Linked DNA regions of Homo sapiens: region 1 is linked to region 2. Evidence: read pairs that join two places in POLR2A ChIA-PET (ENCODE). Cell type or tissue: MCF 10A. All regions are shown on one strand. Links, peaks and the distances in the headings refer to the core of each region. The heading gives the core; the rest is flanking DNA. Region 1 has its middle 2.9 kb from the start of MIR615. Region 2 overlaps COPZ1 (coat protein complex I subunit zeta 1).

Region 1 (2,804 bases), core at 212-2,711, 300 kb after region 2:
ACCTGGCAAATCTCTAAACAACCAAGGCCTCTCTACCCCAGTTGACTTGCAGTCAGAGAGAATAAGGAGTGGGAAGGGGAGGGCTGCTCAGGGTAGACAAGCTCCCCCATCTTCCTACTTCCCAGCAGCTTTTTCTGCTGCTTCTTCTCTTCTCCCACCCCAGCCTGGGAAGGCCTTTTCCCCCTCCCCCTAATAAGTGGGAGCTGCCTTCTATCAAGTGAGGGGGGTGGTTAGGTAAATGGGAGAAAGGGTCTGAGAGAGAGAAAGAGAGAATTAACTCACAGCGTTCGCCTGGGATTCATTTGCGAAGATGTAACCTCTCTCACCATCGTCCCCAGCGCCGTAATCCCCTCTAACTGCCAGGCCCTCTGTCCTAGCATTAAACCTCACCAGCAGCTGCGTGGCTGGACAGTTAAGATTATATATGATGTAAATATATTGTGGGTTTGTCAGCTCTCCCTACACCATAAAACTTGGTTTAATGATATCACGTGGTCCCCCAAGAGCCACTCACGGGCTTGCCTTCAGGCTATTCACATAAATAACCTCCAAAAGTTTCAAACTCCTAAATTCACATAGAAGCATGCCTATTTCTCTAATGCTCAGTTACACTAAAAAGCCCTGGTGCTGTTCCTTTGCCCCACCCCCACATCCCCCTTGCAGGGTGGAGAGGGGGGAGAGGGTGGATCCTTATTTATTTATTTACTTACTTATTTCCATAAGGACCTGTCGCCTTCGAGGTCGTGTTGATCTTTTTGTCCTCTTATTTTTTCCTCCTCTTTCCTCTAATTGCTCAGAGTGGGCCGTGTCCCCCCTCTTCCCACTCCCCCGGGAAGGTAAGTCATGCTTCTTCCCCTTCTTTCTTGCTGCCAGAGGGGGTGGGTTCCAGGGCAAAGTGGAGAGGCAGGCTCCATAGTCTCTGCTTGCAACCCAGAAGACCCCTCCATAAACTCCCCCAGAGCAATGCCAGACCCTGTTACCTGGAAATATGTTCTAGGAGGCTGGCTGGTGGGGAAACTACCCCAGGCCCCAAAGCAGAAGCCCCTGTTCAGGGAGAAATCAGGGATCTGGGCCTTATGCACCCTCAGCGTAGGGAAGTAGGTACGAGGCCTCTGGCTTGGTTGCCGCCGCTGACTCCCGACGATGCTGCAGAAGCCAAGGCTGGTGCCTGGGCAGACCTGCAGATTGTGACAGGAAGGAGGAGGGCAGGCAGGCACTCTGTGTCTACCCAAGCCAAAATGAGTCAGACCTTCAGCTCCTCCAGGGAAGGAGAGGCCCAAACCCTGCCGGGAGGAGGCAGTCAGTGCACGGTGGGGCTGGTGTGCCCTGCCTGGCAGCTCTAACCAACATTGCCCCTATCTATGACAAAGCCCTTGGTTTTCCCCTGGGGTGGTGCGCCTGTCCCCTGGGGAGGAAGCACAGGGCCTGGGCAGCCTGGGAGGCTGGAACAGGTGGGTGCGGGTGCCACAGCCTCTTTCTTAGTTAACTGTTACCCACCGGAGACGCCAGTGCTTCTCCACGCTTCACTGCTCACTCAATAGTTTTACTCAGCATGGAGAAAAAATTAAAATAACTCCCTGAAGAAAATTACACATTTTATTTCAGAGAGAGAGAGAGAGAGCACTGGTCTGGGTTAACTGCTGTGTGCAAGTTGAGGAGAGACAACAGGCGCCCTAACCTGGCCTGAGTGCAGTGCGAAGGGGAAGGGTGGTAGTTGTGGGCACTGTTCAATAAGCATTTGTTGAGACTGCCTATGTGCCAAGCATGGGGTGAGGAAAGGCTCTTGGGTCTTTTAAAAAATGACTGATGGGTAGCTTAGGCAGTGGGATGCAGCGAAGTTAGTCCTTATAATAAATCCAAGGAGCATCAGCATTAATAATCATAAATATTCCCCTGCCCCTCCCCAGAGCCCCTCTGCTCCCCTTTCTTCTTGGCTGCTGGTGCAATCCCTTAGCCAAGCTCCAGACCCTCACCCCACCAGTGTGGGGGGCCTAGGCTTGGCTCCAGGAAATCACCCTGTTGTGGGAGGTGGGAGAGGAAATGCAGTAAAGTTTTATGGACCCTTCCCACATTTGTTTCTACTGTAAAGTGCTTCCTCCCCCAGCCCATCCCAGGAGCCTGGAGAAGGACCTGATCCTCAGACACTACCTGAATTATCTGCCTCCTCCCACCCCCACTTTTAACCCATCCTCCCCTCCACACAAAATCCCAGAGACTGAGATAAATGATGGCAGACAGACGTGACTCCAGCACTGGTCTATGCAGCTCCTTTCCCAGTTAATTGTCCTGCATAGCCCGAGGCCCTAGAAGGTGGTGGAAACAGTCTGAACATTTCCTGCCAGGCTGATACACACTGCAGATTGTCCTCCCTGCTCCCTCTTCCCCAGTATCTTAGATACTGAGGCACACCTCCTCCAACTCTCCCAACACCCCCTTACCAAGCAATACCACCTCCCTCTAGAGGCCCTTATGAGACCAAATGGGTCCCTAGAGTGAGGGCTCAGCCCTCCCTCTATGTCCAGCAAGGCCTCTCAGGGACCACCTAGGCCCAGGAAAGATCTTCAGAGGCCCAGAAGGTCCTAAGGCTGAGCACGGTGGAGCCACTGGTTCCTGCACCGCAGCTTTGGCACACAGTGGGGGCTGCTGCCAGTCCAGAGGCCTCCTGGAGTGCAGAGGCGTGAAGGCCTTGGACAGCCACAGCATGGGAAAAGCCAGTACTCGAGGCCTAGGTGCCCTTCTCTTCCCCCAGAGGCTCTTGTTGCAGCCAAGGAACAGGAAAGGAGCTCAATTTCACCTCCCTCTAC
Region 2 (2,804 bases), core at 77-2,576:
TCCCACCACGCCCGGCTTATTTTTGTGTTTTTTGTAGCCTGGCTTATTTTTGTGTTTTTTGTAGAGACGGGGTTTCGCCATGTTGGCCAAGCTGGTCTCGAACTCCTGACCTCAGGTGATCTGCCCACCTTGACCTCCCAAAGTGCTAGGATTACAGGCATGAGCCACCACGCCCAGCCTATATCAGATTTATTAATATTATTATTATTTCTTGTCACCCAGGCTGGAGTGCAGTGGTGCCATCACAGCTCACTGCAGCCTCAACCTCCCAGGCTCAAGCGATCCTCCCCGTTCAGCCTCCCAAGTAGCTGACTACAGGTACATGCCACCACACCCTGCTAATTATTTCTGTATACACACAAGATTAGATTCAAAAAGCACAGCTCAGGAAAGAGTGGGAGCCACTGGTACCACAGAACACTACCCAGCTGACATGAGACCAAATATTGGTTATAAAGAAAAAACTCAACACATGACTCGGGAAGAACTGACGGCAGGAAGAGACACCTACAATCTTCCTATCTGACACAGACCCAAAACATGTAAAGCACAGTCAACAAGAGTTTTGATATTACAGGAGAAAATGTCTCTAAACTCCTACAATCCATCTCTTAAATAGAGACAGGGTCTTGCTATGTTGCCCAGGCTGGACCTGAACTCCTGGGCTCAAGGAGTCCTGCCTCAGCCTTCCAAATAGCTAGGACTACAGGCATGCACCACCATGCCTGGCTACAATACTTGTACTATAATGGGGATCAGCCATTAACTCAAATTTTCCCTTTCTCTGAGATTCAGCTTCTTCATCAGAGAAATGAGAGGCTTGACCTAGATCAGTTAAGGTTAATGCCTTTTTTGAGTTACAGCAGACCCCTTTGATAAACCAATTACATCTATGGACCTTATTCCCAGCAAAATACATTCACAAATTTTTTTATGATTTCATGGCTAGGCATGCTGGTTCCTACCTGTAATACCAGCACTTTGGGAGGCCAATGTGGGGACAAATAGCTTGAGCTCAGGAGTTTGAGGCCAGCCTGGGCAACATGGCGAAACCCTGTCTCTACTAAAAATACAAAAAAATTAGCTGGGCATGGTGGTGCATGCCTGTAATCCCAGCTATTCAGGAGGCTGAGGCATGAGAATTGCTTAAACCCCGGAGATGGAGATTGCAGTGAGCCAAGATCATCGCACCACTGCACTCCAGCCTGGATGACAGAGCAAGACTCTGTCTCAAAAAATATATATATAAATAAAAATAATTTTTTTATGATTTCAAAGAGTTCACAGAGCCGAGTTTAGAATTAAATGAGATTCTCTCTGGAGATAATAAGATGGTGTGGAGGGGGCAGGAAAAAGAGGGGAAATGAGTGATACTTTTGTAAACCACCCCCTCTACTCTACCTGGCATCCAGTAATGCTGGATAAATTCAATAAATGTGTGTGTGGCCTTCATAAATTAATAAATATGATTGAGAAAACTAACAGCCAGCAGGGGGAATAAAGGTCAGCAACCACGCTCCCTCCAGCTTTCTTTTTTTTTTTCCCTTTTTTTTTTTAAGACTGAGTTTCATTCTTGTTGCCCAGGCTGGAGTGCAATGGTGCAATCTCAGCTCACTGCAACCTCCACCTCCCAGGTTCAAGCGATTCTCCTGCCTCAGCCTCTCAAATAGCTGGCATTACAGGCACCCACCACCACACCTGGCTAATTTTGTGTTTTTAGTAGACAGGGCTTTGCCATGTTGGTAAGGCTGGTCTCGAACTCCTGACCTCAGGTGATCCGCCTGCCTCAGCCTCCCAAAGTGCTGGGATTACACGCGTGAGCTACCATGCCCAGCCACCTCCAGCTTTCAATGGCTGAATTTGATGACTGTGAAATGGGCAGGACAAAGACAACCAAACCCTAAGCTTTTTAGGAATGCAAAGTCTCAGGACCTTTCTCAAAACTCAGAAAGCCTGTCTGTTGGAAAATTTTTTTTTTTTGAGACGGAGTCTCACTCTGTCGCCCAAGCTGGAGTGCAGTGGCTCACTGCAACCTCCGCCTCCCGGGTTCACGCCATTCTCCTGCCTCAGCCTCCTGAGTAGCTGGGATTACAGGCGCGTGACACCATGACCGGCTAATTTTTGTATTTTTGGTAGAGACGGGTTTCACCATGTTGGTCAGGCTGGTCTCAAACTCCTGACCTCGTGATCCGCCCGCCTCGGCCTCCCAAAGTGCTGGATTACAGGCGTGAGCCACCGCGCCCGGCCTTGCTGGAGGATTTTTTACCCAGGGGTCACATAGTCCCTAATTCTTCAACTATCATGGAAGTGAAAGAATCACAGAAATGAGGGACAAAGCAGTACTGCTGGGAAGAGAGATGAACTGAATAAGGAGAAATCAGACTATACTCCAGACCTGAGGCCTGAGAGCACCATTAGAACATTCTGCCTTCTCAGTTTGGTAATCCAGGAGCCCTCACTTAAATAACACTCAGCAAAGGAAAAAAATCAAAAGGGGCTAGATCCATTCCTGATGAGTCCTGGGTCACGATTTGTATCATGATTTATCCCTTTACTCCCCCCCACATCTCCCTGCTTTTGCTCCTGAAAACAAAAAGCTAGTCTCTGAGAGACTGAATTGACAGACTCTGTGTTATCTTTCAGTCTATTTATGCCCCCAAATCAACCCCGAGGCAGAATTGCTCTATTCTCCTCTGGTTTTAGTCTCCCTCTAAAACCACACAACAGAAAAGGAGTTGCAGAAAATTAGTTGACCGAGCTATCCAGGGCAATTGGCTATGGATGGGATATCTGCATTGAGAGTG

What was found. ChIA-PET counts read pairs that join two places held together with the same protein. Peaks named below come from ENCODE experiments on the same cell type or tissue, not always from the same donor. Only the 100,000 strongest peaks of a DNase experiment are listed, where the experiment ranks them.
Region 1: POLR2A ChIA-PET joins it to region 2 with 5 read pairs; 2 of 35 experiments call an interaction of 5 or more read pairs at or near these places.

The regions. Positions count from the first base shown.
Region 1 is chr12:54,035,493-54,038,296 of GRCh38, reverse strand. It overlaps a transcript of HOXC4 not described here. Among named protein-coding and RNA genes, the nearest start is that of MIR615, 2.9 kb to the right of the region's middle. In MCF 10A, for the core only: a CTCF peak has its summit at 1,314 (motif pointing right); a DNase peak (open chromatin) is centred at 1,246.
Region 2 is chr12:54,331,487-54,334,290 of GRCh38, reverse strand. All of the region lies in intron 1 of COPZ1 (coat protein complex I subunit zeta 1), which reads right to left. Among named protein-coding and RNA genes, the nearest start is that of MIR148B, 4.3 kb to the left of the region's middle. In MCF 10A, for the core only: no CTCF peak of the experiment used is centred there; no DNase peak of the experiment used is centred there.